3 separate regions of the Homo sapiens genome follow, and regions 1 and 3 are each linked to region 2. A link is a contact called in ENCODE Hi-C or POLR2A ChIA-PET data. All regions are on one chromosome and are shown on one strand. Each heading gives the region's core, a stretch centred on a gene start or an enhancer-like site at or near the end of the contact. The rest is flanking DNA. Distances are from core to core; before and after follow the strand shown. Region 1 holds the start of SNHG16 (small nucleolar RNA host gene 16). Region 2 holds the start of GGA3 (golgi associated, gamma adaptin ear containing, ARF binding protein 3). Region 3 holds the start of PRPSAP1 (phosphoribosyl pyrophosphate synthetase associated protein 1).

Evidence for each region. Hi-C counts contacts between places; a loop is a spot of excess contacts on that map. ChIA-PET counts read pairs that join two places held with the same protein, here RNA polymerase II (POLR2A). Pooled maps may share reads with other maps.
Region 1: a loop to region 2 is called in a pooled map, with 5 times the contacts of the local background. The contact joins the promoter of SNHG16 here to the promoter of GGA3 in region 2. A Hi-C loop is called at or near these places in 2 of 50 pooled maps. POLR2A ChIA-PET finds 5 or more read pairs at or near these places in 3 of 52 experiments (Caco-2, PC-3 and RWPE1).
Region 3: a loop to region 2 is called in a pooled map, with 4 times the contacts of the local background. The contact joins the promoter of PRPSAP1 here to the promoter of GGA3 in region 2. A Hi-C loop is called at or near these places in 1 of 50 pooled maps. POLR2A ChIA-PET finds 5 or more read pairs at or near these places in 3 of 52 experiments (CD8-positive, alpha-beta memory T cell, HCT116 and activated B cell).

Annotation. Positions count from the first base shown.
Region 1 is chr17:76,555,012-76,559,047 of GRCh38, forward strand. SNHG16 (small nucleolar RNA host gene 16) reads left to right here and starts at 2,753. Exons shown (of 3, transcript NR_038111.1): 1 at 2,753-2,846. It overlaps SNORD1C (small nucleolar RNA, C/D box 1C), which reads left to right and starts at 3,779; the gene lies at 3,779-3,858. RefSeq lists enhancers at 1,784-1,883, 2,373-3,173, 2,574-2,833, 3,174-3,975.
Region 2 is chr17:75,259,499-75,263,488 of GRCh38, forward strand. It overlaps GGA3 (golgi associated, gamma adaptin ear containing, ARF binding protein 3), which reads right to left and starts at 2,108. Exons shown (of 17, transcript NM_138619.4): 1 at 2,050-2,108. The coding sequence starts at 2,089. It overlaps MRPS7 (mitochondrial ribosomal protein S7), which reads left to right and starts at 2,381. Exons shown (of 5, transcript NM_015971.4): 1 at 2,381-2,485; 2 at 2,999-3,190; 3 at 3,306-3,369; 4 at 3,842-3,990. The coding sequence starts at 2,403. RefSeq lists enhancers at 1,514-1,613, 2,084-2,493, 2,290-3,167.
Region 3 is chr17:76,351,455-76,355,258 of GRCh38, forward strand. It overlaps PRPSAP1 (phosphoribosyl pyrophosphate synthetase associated protein 1), which reads right to left and starts at 2,462. Exons shown (of 10, transcript NM_002766.3): 1 at 2,080-2,462. The coding sequence starts at 2,249. RefSeq lists enhancers at 1,519-1,578, 2,428-3,292, 2,539-2,808 and a silencer at 1,939-2,258.

The sequences.
Region 1 (4,036 bases), core at 1,503-4,002, 1.3 Mb after region 2:
AAAGTAAAGGAATAAAAGAATGGCTACTTGGCCAGGCATGGTGGCTCAAGCCTATAATCCTAGCACTTTGGGAGGCTGAGGCAGGCAGATCACTTGAGGTCAGGAGTTCGAGACCAGCCTGGCCAACATGGTGAAACCCTGTTGCTACTAAAAATACAAAAATTAGCCGGGCGTGGTGGCGTGCGCCTGTAATCCAGCTACTCGGGAGGCTGAAGCAGGAGAATTGCTTGAACCCAGGAGGTGGAGGCTGCAGTGAGCCGAGACAGCAGCACCACTGCAGCCTGGGTGACAGAGCGAGACTCTGTCTCAAAAAAAAAAAAAAAAAAAAGGCTACTCCACAGAGCAGCCCTGAGGGCTGCTGGTTGCCCATTTTTATGGTTATTTCTTGATTATATCCTAAACAAGGGGTGGATTATTTACGCCTCCCATTTTTAGACCACATAGGGTAACTTCCTGATGTTGCCATGGCATTTGTAAACTGTCATGGCGCTGGTGGGAGTGTAGCAGTGAGGACGACCAGAGGTCACTCTCATCGCCATCTTGGTTTTGGTTTTGGTGGGCTTATTTACTGCAAACTGTTTTATCAGCAAGGTCTTTATGGCCTGTATCTTGTGCCGACCTCCTGTCTCATCCTGTGACTTAGAATGCCTTAACCGTCCGGGAATGCAGCCCAGTAGGTTTCAGCCTCGTTTCACCCAGCTCCTATTCAAGATGGAGTTTTCTGGTTCCAATGCCTCTGACAGTAGTACTTCATCGCATTGTGAGGATTAAACGAGTTCATACATGTACAGAAACCAGTATAGGGAATGGCACCTGGTAAGTGCTATGAAGTATTAGCTATCATTACTATCTTGTCTACAGTAGGTCACCAGCCCGCTAGCAGCTTTTGGGAAATTCCACACTTAGAATTCCCACTGTAAGTCTCAAATGAAAGGAACTATGTTTGCAGGGATAGAACACATTCTTCCTTTCAGTATTACACAAAATAACGTGTCTTCAAGGGTAAGGTAGAGAAACCTAATGGCCAGAATTACTGCTGAATGAATTAATGATTATTTGCTGAAGACTTACTGTGAGCATAGCAGGTAAATACCAAACCCTGCACTGTTAAGAAATTAAAAAGAAAAAAATAAAAATAAAAAGAGGCTGGGCGTGGTGGCTCACGCCTGTAATCCCAGCACTTTGGGAGGCTGAGACGGGTGGATCACCTGAGGTCAGGAGTTTGAGAACAGCCTAACATGGAGAAACCCCATCTCTACTAAAAATACAAAATTAGCTGGGCGTGGTGGCGCATGCCTGTAATCCCAGCTACTCAGGAGGCTGAGGCAGGAGAATCACTTGAGCTTGGGAGGCGGAGGTTGCCGTGAGCCGAGATCGTGCCATTGCATTCCAGCCTGGGCAACAAGAGCAAAAGTCCATCTCAAAAAAAAAAAAAAAAAAAAATAATAATAATAATAAAAAGAGACTTCTGCTCTTGAAGAGCTTACAATCAAATGAAAGGAGGTAAACATAAGCAAATGTGGTAATTTGAAGATAAGTATCTGCAACATATTACCATCTGCAGGACAATATAACCCACACCGAAGGCCACAGAGATCACTGTTAATGGGTGGATGAGAACAGGGAGACTGGAATGGAGAAAAGGCTCTCGGTCTTGCAAACTTAAACTAGCTTTCAAATAGGTGCAAATTCTGGCCCTGATTGTTGATGTCGTTTTTGCCTTATTTTTATTTCAAAAACGAAGCCAGACCGGGCGCAGTGGCTCACCTTTGTAATCCCAGCACTTTGGGAGGCCAAAACAGGAGGACTGCTTGAGGCCAGGAGTTTGAGACCAACCCGGGCAACATAGTGAGACCTCATCTCTGCAAAATAAAAATAATCAGCTGGGCGTGGTGGCGCTCGCCTGTCGTCCCGGCCACTCAGGAGGCTGAGGCGGGAGGATCACTTGAGCCCGGGAGGTCCAGGCTACAATAAGTTATGATTGCACCACTGCACTCCAGCCTGCGTGCCAGGGTGAAACCTTATCTCAAAAACAAACCAAAAAAACCCAGAAACAAAAAAAAATGAAGCCAAGGTGTTTGCCTGAAAAATAACACTCAGAAGAGCAGTGGGTGTTACATCATTCTCCGTTCTTTTCGTAATTCAGCTCGTGACACTTGCCTTTTTTTCTCTTCTCGGAATGCCCCGGGCCCCTGGGCAGCCGCGGAGGCCGAGCCCCGTCGCTCTCCAGCGCTCCTTGCCGCCCGCGCCTCGGCTTCACCGGCCTCGCCCCAAACTTAAAAACACCTGAGCAGGAGGTTGAACGATTCCCTCGGAATCTCTCCTCTTCACTAACCCAGCGAACCACCCCAAATGCCCCTATCCTCCCCCAAATAAAATCCGCAGAGCAATTAACAAAGATACTCGGCCAAGCCCCGGTTTCCTCATCTGTCCCTGCCCCCTCGAACTTTCTGTGCTTCCCCAGTCTCGACCAGGGACAAACTGTGTTGAAGCTCAATGACTTTCTGGCAGAAGTGAACCTCCAGCTTCGTTTTCTGACAGCCGTGGTTCTTCACAGGCCTGGTTTCCCACTCCGGACCCTCCACTGCCCCTGGTGGCGGCCACCATCTTACCCCCAGCTCCAGGGTCGCGCTGAGGACGCGGCCAGCCCCCAGCCGCCGTAGTTTTGAACTACATTTCCCACCAGCCCTTTCTCAACATCGCGAGAGTTCCGGAGAGATTGCCGAGAAGACTTGCGCGCAGGGGCGGTCTCGCGTTCTTTTCGAGGTCGGCCGCGTGGCTGGAAGACATGGCCACTCCAGTCGGTGTTGAGCACGGCGAGCAGTCTCAGGCCTTTAGTGATGATGGTAAGGCTGCCTGGGTGGGAAAACGGGGTCTTCCTTGACACGACACTAACATACTTGGCTTCCCTTCCTCAGAGACGAAGTGGTGACGATAATCTCGGTTTCTCCCTCATAGGGTGGTTAGGAGGGTTAAAAGTACTGGATGAGAAAATGCTTTCCAAACGTTGAGAAAATGTTACTATGTGAAGGGAGAGAGCTCAAGCCCGTCCTCGGCGTCATAGGGCCGGCTTCTGCGGGGGAGAGCGCCTAACAACCTGGGCAGCCCCGTGCGCCTCCGCCGCGCGTGTGCTGAGCGTCATGCCCAGGGGTCTTCGGTGCCCGCGCACGGGCAGACTCTGACGATGGTGGTTCTTAATTCAGCATCAGGAGTGTTAACGTGTGAAGACGTGATTCCGCTTGGAGTGTCTTGAGGACGGCCCCAATCGGTAGTTCATATTTAGCTTTACAGATAGGAGTCAATAGGATTGTAAACTTCTGGAAAGCCGTAGTTTTAACAACGAGCCTTTTTTCCTCCCCCAGAGGCCTTTCTTTGTTTGGCATCTGCAGAGACGGTGAAAAGCAGAGCTCCAGGTTGAAGGATCAGAGTAATAGATGGAGCCCTTAACATGAGTAAGAGTGGGTGCAGGCAGGGCCTGAGTGGTCACTAGAAATGAGAAAGCACAGTTGGTGCCATCACATACATTCACCTCCTGCTTTATTCTGAAGTTCAAGTATGAGAATACGTGTTGACATACAAGCCAGCTATGGTAAGAAATTACTCAAAATTCAGAATGCTAATTATTTTAATGATAAAAATGAGTAGCGTCTTTGCCCGTGTGATTTGGGGCCACTAGGTGTCATTGTAACCAGCGTGGATCCTCGTTAGGGCATGCAGGGATGAAAGAGACATGGCAAATGAATTTTGGATCGCTAGGATTTAGGAATCTTTGTTATTGGCTGAGCTGAGGATGATTTAAAGTTATCCCTGTCTGAAATGGTATCTTTTGTGAGGAGGTCTGACTTGCTGAGGCTCAGCTGTTTAATACAAATCTGGAGAATAAACCTTAAGGTGGTTTCTGTTAGAATGAAGCCTGTTATCCTTCTCTTTTAGATTAAAGGTGGTGGCTGTGGCCTTGAAAACAGTCATGTGAAAACTCATCACCTTAAGGTGTTAAGTGTAAGGATCTTCATGATGAAATTTCTGTAAATGGTGA
Region 2 (3,990 bases), core at 858-3,357:
TCAGACTGAGTAGAGCAGGAAAACGTAGAAGCCACAGAGAAAAAGGCCTGGAACAACCAAGGCCAGATTACAGGCAACAGTGGAATGATTTGATTCAACACAAGTGCGCTTCTGGGAGCAGAATGGACTGAGGAGAGGTGAGGACGGGAGAGACCTGGGTCTCTGGGCCAAGCAGAGGCTTCTGCAACAATTCAGGCAAACGTGGGGTGACAAGGACGCTGACTGAGACGATGCTGAACCCCAACTGCTGGTTTGTTCAACTGGTACAGTTCACATTAAGTCGTAACAACTGTGAAGCTTATGTCTCTACAGATACCATGTGACTCCCCCCCACCAAGTGTGTCCCTCTCATTTCATAATGTGACTCTAGGCTGGGTGCGGTAGCTCACGTGTGTAATCCCAGCGCTTTGTAAGGGAAAGGTGGGAGGATCACTTGAACTCGAGTTTGAGACCATCCTGGGCAACACAGCAAGACCTCATCTCTACTAAAAATCAAAAGAATTAGCCAAGCATGGTGGCGTGTGCCTATAGTCCCAGCTACTCAGGAGGCTGAGGTAGAAGACTTATTTGAGCACAGGGGTTCAAGGCTGCAGTGAGCTATGATCGCACCCCTGCACTCCAGCCTAGACAACAGCGCGCGAGACTCTGTCTCAAAAACAAGTAACAAAAACAAAATGTAACTCTAAATGTAGCCTATTAAACTCAGCTTAGGTCATTTAAATTATTCAATACCCATATTAATACCTTCAAAGCAAACTAATTCCACTCTGGTTATAGCAAGTTGGGCATTTCTGGGCAAGTGGTTTGACTGGAGTCAGGATGTCCTCTTTTTGTGAAATTATGGCAGTAGTGCCTGCTTTGCTAGAATACTTGGTAAACTAATTTAATGAATATCTGTAAAGTACTTTGAGCTCCTTGGAGAACACTTCCATATATAAAGAAGCCTTATGACCTGCCTGCAACTGCAGATTTTGCAAACGTGATCTTACTTTTTCTCTCTTTTGGGATATGCTCCCCTTTAAACTGAAGCTCAACCTCCTGAAGGGGGTTTCTTACTAGGAAAAATCAGACAATTTGAGGAAATAGCTATCACCTCCAAGATCCCGGAAGCAGTACTAAATAAGAGACCTCAGAACAAGGCAATACTAGGTATCTCACCTATCCCATTACCAGTCCAATTTCTCTCTCCACTTAAAGGAGGCTTCCAGGTCTAGCCTACAGGAAAGTTCACTTATTAACCCTCAGGCAGAGTACTACCTGCTAACCAGGTTAACACACATTTCCTTCGTAGCACTGTAATTCACAGTGCAATGACAGCAATACGCTTCTATAACTACAGCTTCAGACTGTGCTCCTCAGCCTTACTCAGAATAGGCTATCAACACTGACTCGTTAGGATATTCAAGGGGGTATATGTATGTGTGTGGGGGGGGAATTCCCGACACCGATTTCACCATGCTTCTGTGGTCACTGCAGGAAAAAGGTAGAGCTCTCTGTTCTCTATCATCGCTCTCTTTGGAATATTATTCTCACTTCAAGCATTCTGCCTGAGCGAAGCCGTCACTTCTCCAACACATGGTCACAATTCTGAAGCTGCCAGGCGACTGAACGCAGTCGGCAGCACCCACCACTACCGGAGACTCAGCCCCAATCCGAAGCTTCTCCCTTAGTCAGGGATTGGGGCGCTGGGTTCCTGGTGTCACCGCCGGGCGGCGACCCCACCACAATCTCCCCAAAGCGCCGAAGCATGTCAGCCCGAAGATCTTGGCTGTCGCCTTTCCCCGAGCCTGCGGTGCCCGACAGGAGCCCGAGTTCACGCCGCCGCGCGCCAGAGCAAGAGGACGCGCCGCAGCGAGGGAAGCGGGGGCCGGACTGGGGCCCGGCGCCCTGATAGGGAAGGGGCGTGATCGCAGGCTGCTCGCGGCGAGGGCGAGACCGGGCGTGGGCTGCCAAGAGGCGACGCCGTGGAGCCCGGGGAGGGGACGTGGGGGTGAAGACAGGGGCAGCCCAGCGGCTCGAGGGCAGGCAGAAACGGCCGCGGCTACTCACTGAGCCAGGACTCCAGGCTTTCCCCTTCCGCCTCCGCCATATTGCAGCCGCCCGGCCCCGCGGCTTCAAAACTCGCGAGAGTCTGCACGAGCTGAGACGGGGCGGGGCCTGCATGGGGTCCTGAGAGGAGTGAGTGCCGTCACCGAGGGCCGCGCCAGACTGCGACGGATACAGGGAGGGCAAGGGTTTCCTTTTGGCGCTCCCCTTTGGACCCCGGAGTGAAAAACTCTAACGTCCAGATCAGTGGAGAGAAACGCAGATTTAGGACCCTGAGGAGTCTTTTTCACCCGTTTCCCGTCACTCGCTCAGGCGCGCCGAGGGCAGTCCTTGTGGGGTCCTCGTGGCCAGCCAAGATGGCTGCCCCCGCAGTGAAGGTTGCCCGAGGATGGTCGGGCCTGGCGTTGGGCGTGCGGCGGGCTGTCTTGCAGCTTCCAGGGTGAGAGGGTGGCGAGCAGCGGCGGGGGGGCGCTGCGAGGAAGGAAGGGGGCCACAGGCAGGCCGCGTGGGCCCCTAGAGAGAGCATTGCCCTGGGGGCCGGAGTATCTGGATTCAAGCTTCTAAGTTAGCTGCGTGACCCTGCGCCAATCCGAAGGTTTAGTGACTACCTCTCGCCTAAGGAGTCTGGCTGATCTAGGGTTCTAACGCGGAGCTGAAAGTGCGGTTCAGCTAAAGAGCTCAGATCTGGGATCGCCTGTGAATTGGGATGGGTGTGTAGGCGCCAAGCCCATCCTTACCGTTAGCACTTGACCAGGAGGAGACTTTACCCGCCTGCTTGGGGAATGTCCTCCTACTTGGGACAAGGGCCTGAATTGTTGTGGCTCAGGTTTAGCTCGCGGTCTCCGCGCCGCTCCCCCTCGTCGGCGCGTTGGCAGTCATGCCTATTGTTAAGTCAAACCTACTCGCTTGTGGAGTCAGCTTTTGCCTGCCTCCTCCTTTCCCCCCCTCCCAGGCTAACTCAGGTGAGATGGAGCCGCTATAGTCCTGAATTCAAGGATCCCTTGATTGACAAGGAATATTATCGCAAGCCAGTGGAGGAGCTAACTGAGGAGGAGAAATATGTTCGGGAGCTCAAGAAGACTCAGCTCATCAAAGCTGCTCCAGCAGGGAAAACAAGTTCTGTGTTTGAAGACCCAGTCATCAGGTTAGATGGAAACAAACACTTGTTACATGGACTGGGACTATCCCAGGGAGGGTTTCTGGTGAGGATTCTGTGATACAGCCTTGGAGAGCTAAACGTGTTGCTTTTCTCTTTGAAGTAAATTCACCAACATGATGATGATAGGAGGAAACAAAGTACTGGCCAGATCCCTCATGATTCAGGTAAACAGCACTTCCCTCCTCAGTCATCTTTCTTGCCCCCCTACCCCGTAGCCTTGTACTTGGTACTTTCAGTGTAGCTTAAGAGCAAATGGATTCATGTATCTATTATTCAGATTAACTTCCCTGCATGTGTACGGGCTTTAATGAAGCCCTGTAAGAGTCAGCAACTGCCATTCCTTGGTGTTTCGGAAGTAAACACACAATTAAAAAAAAAGGAACAAATAAAAAATAAAACAACTGCCATTCCCCACCTCACCCCCCACCCCCTCCATGCCACAAATCTCAATCCACTCTTTCTGTCCTAGTCTAGCAAAGGGGGAGGCACTTAAAAACTTTGTTTTGGATGTGCTGTGAGAGGAGCTGCATTGCCAGCGCAGAACCAGAGGATGGGAGTAAAGGGCAAGGTACTAGCTTGGCTGGGTAAACCCTTTAGGGAGCCTGGGGCAGCCTCTTCCACCATATTCTTTTGCAGACTCTGGAAGCTGTGAAAAGGAAGCAGTTTGAGAAGTACCATGCCGCTTCTGCAGAGGAACAGGCAACCATCGAACGCAACCCCTACACCATCTTCCATCAAGCACTGAAAAACTGTGAGCCTATGATTGGGCTGGTACCCATCCTCAA
Region 3 (3,804 bases), core at 1,212-3,711, 1.1 Mb after region 2:
CAGTGAGCCGAGATCGCGCCACTGCACTCCAGCCTGGGCGACAGCGAGACTCCGTCTCAAAACAAAAAACAAAAAACAAAAAACTAGCCAGGTGTGGTGTCGGGCATCTGTGATCCCAGCTACTTTCGAGGCTGAGGCAGGAGAATCGCTTGAACTTGGGACGTGGAGGTTGCAGTAAGCCGAGATGGCACCACTGCACTCCAGCCTGGGTGACACAAGACTGTCTCAAAATAAATAAAACAGATAAGATAAAACAAAATCTTACTGAGCGACAAGTAAAACAGGTAAGGGAAGTATTTATGAATATGTATCATTTATAGTAATTCAAAATCTTTCGGGAATTTGCCAGGAAAGAATCTAAAACAAACAAACAAAAAAAACCCTCACTGACTTTTAAAATGTGCCCTGCTCCCCTCTGCTCTCCCTCAAGGTCAGGTAGGGTAAATCTGAACCACTAGATACACACAGAAGCTTCGTTTAAAGTCAGTGTTTTCGTTGGCCTCAGAAAGAAAGACAAACAATCAGGGGTTAGAAATAGAAACTAGGTAGTAGACTGCAAAAGGATTGATTTGTTTTTTTAACATTCTTCCACTCTCCAAAACTCCAACTATTAAAAAAAAAAACAAGCAGAGCTGAAAAAAAAATGACTAAAGTTTTCCCTTTCTTCTACATTTCCCCCCAGAAGTTTAAGATATATCCCTGCAATCATTTGTCAACCCTAAAAAAGTAACGAAGTAACTCTATGAAAACTGTTTAAAATGTGAAAATGGCTTTAAATATTAAAAGACGAGCTATTCATTTTATGTCTTAGATTTCTAACAAGTGTATGTAGAAAGGGCATATAAGGCTCCTCCTTTATATCAGAGCTCTGGGATTCTCCAAAAGAGCCAACTAGAAAAGAGGCCATTTCACCGGGCGCGGTGGCTGAAGCCTGTAATCCCAGCACTTTGGGAGGCCGAGGCGGGCGGATCACGAGGTCAGAAGATCGAAACCATCCTGGCTAACACGGTGAAACCCAGTCTCTACTAAAAATACAAAAAATGAGCCGGGTGTGGTGGCGGGTGCCTGTAGTCCCAGCTACTTGGGAGGCTGGGGCAGGACAATGGCGTGAACCCGGGAGGCGGAGCTTGCAGTGAGCCGAGATCTCGCCACTGCACTCCAGCCTGGGTGACAGAGCGAGACTCCGTCTCAAAAAAAAAAAAAAAAAAAAAAAGAAAAGAAAAAGAAAAAGAAAAGAGGCCACTTAGTAAACAACTATTCAGAGGGCCACTATGAGCCCCTACTCTGCTAGAACCAGATACTACTTCTACATTATCCCGATCATACAATATTCTCAACCATGCCCATTTCACAGATGAGGTTCAGGGAAATCAAGTCTCTTGCCCACTGACACAGAGCTAGTAAGTGGCAAGGCTGGGAGGGCATCTCAGAGCTGTCAGACCCCAAAGGCGACTTAAGACCAGGGGCTTGGTTGGGTTAAAGACACAAATGACTGATCTTATCCCAAGCTGATTTACAAAGCAGGGTCAGGCCTGTCATTTCTACCACCAGCTCCGGCCCATCTGCCTCCCTGGAATTGCCTTCTTCGCACTGCCAGTCCCCACACCTTTGCTCTGCGACCGCACCTGCCGCGTCGGATCCCCCAACTCACAACCACGCCCGCGGGTCTCACTGCAGTGAGACTTGAGAGTGGCGGCGGTCAGATTCCCAGGTCAACTCCAGCCGTGGGAAAGGAAGCCAAGCCCTGAGCCCCTTTCCCCAAGACACGCACTCCGGGGCTCCAGAAAGCTCGGCCCGCCCCGGGGTGTGGGACTGCGGAGACGAAAGGCAGGCAGGCCGCGGACCCAGTCACGGGGCGGGGGGCTGAGGTCACCGAGAGTCCGCCCCAAGCCTCCCAGCTGCAAAACCGGGGAGCGGGGGGCGGTATCCGTCACCTCCAAGCTTTGTCCGGCTGGGAAGGCCCGCGCCTCCCGCCCCAGGTGCAGGAGGTGGGGCGGGTGGAGGGGAGCGGGTCCCTCCGGGCGCGAAGGAGAGCTAGGCGCCGCCGCCCCCGGCCCGGCCCTCCCACCGCCCCCTTACTCTGTGATGCGCTTGGCCAGCTCCGTGCAGGCGGCCGTGGAGTTGGCCGAGAAGACTCGGTAGCCGGTGCGAGCGGCGTTCATGGCCGGCGGGGGAACGGGGCGGGCGCGCGGGACGCGGAAAGCCGAGGACGCGGAGGGCGGGGGCAACAGCAGCAGCTTCTTGGGCATCGTCCGGCCCGCGGCGCGGTTACGACCGGCCCCGCGCGGGGCTGCACTCTGAGTGCTTCCGACTGCGAGACCCCGGTTTGGGTGGGGAAGGCGCTGAGAAACTCGGCGCAAGCGGGGAGAGCTCCGAGGTCCGTGCCCTTGCGCACCCCACACCACTGACTACAGCGGCCGAGCCTTCGCAGCGCCCGGCGCCGCCGCCTCAGAGCCAGAGGCAAGGCCACCGCCCCCTCCGGGCATCCGAAGAGCGTCGGCTAGAGCGCCCTCAGGCCGCCATCTCGGATGAGGGCAGGGAGCCTGGCGACTCTCTAAAAGCCTGTTCTTCCGAGGGGCATGTCACAGGTTCGCCCCGCCCCTGCTTTGACCGCTTCCACGGGAGCTCTTTCGGTCTCACTTTCTTGGGAGGAGCAGCCTACCTCGGTAGTGGCCCCAGGTGTTTCCAACTTTTTGGCCAGGACCCAACATGTCCGCCTCCGAGGAGGTATACGATCTAGCTCTGCATGTCTATGGTAGCACAGCGCCCGCCCCACGAGGCGCGTGCGCCGGCCGGAGATTAATTTGAAAAGTAGAGGGCGGGGGTTCTTTCCAGCTGGTTGACCGCAGTACTGAAGCGGCCAAAAAGTGGTCTTCTCCTGAGCCTGATCTTTCAGGCGTTTCCGAACAGATCCCCAACCCTGTGTCTGCGTGTAAGGCAAGGTTCCCTGAACGTGCCAAAGGCCCTCTTGCCGGTATTCGCTTTCAATCAAAAAAGCCCTCCTTCTCCTCTTTCCATATGCGCCACCCCTCCGAGACCCACTCGCGATGCGTCTGTTCCACAGTCTTTCTGGTGACCTCAACCACAGTAAGCCGCCCGGCCCGCGGGACTGTGCCACACGTAGATGCTTGCATTTTTTAAATTTTTGTTGTTGTTGTTATTGTTTTGATGCTTGCATATTTATGTACCTTTGCAAACATCTATTTTCCTAACTAGGATGTAACCCATTTTACGGCCACATCGTGAGTTCCTTTTTTTTTTTTTTAATTTTATTATTATTTATTTATTTTTTGAAATAGGGTCTCCCTCTGCCGCCCAGGCTGGAGTGCAGTGGCGCGATCACGGCTCACTGCAGCCTCTACCTCCCGGGCTCAAGCCATCCTCCTACCTCAGTCATTCAAAATGCCGACATTACAGGCCTCAGCCATCACGCCCCGCCAAGATCGTGTATTCCTGAGTGCTCCGTGTTACCCAGTGTATAGGGCAGTGTGTGGGCTCCAGAGGCCCGCAATCAGTACTTGTTGAAGTAGAAAGTAAAGCCCAGGGAAGCATTTGAGATCTCTAGTTATCAGCTGCACCAGAACTCGAGGGGAGGAGAGGTGCCTCTCACATTGACAGTACCATCTTCTGAGAATGTCCTTTAGAGACTCTGCTTGTGGTGACATTGGGCTTGAGGGAGCAGTAGATTGTGACTCAGCATGTCGTGAAGGACCACAAGTCTGAAGCTACAGGATTTGGAAGTTGAGCTGCCCTGAGCCTGCAGCAGCCTGGCCCCTATTCCAATAGCTCTCTAGAAAAAAAAAA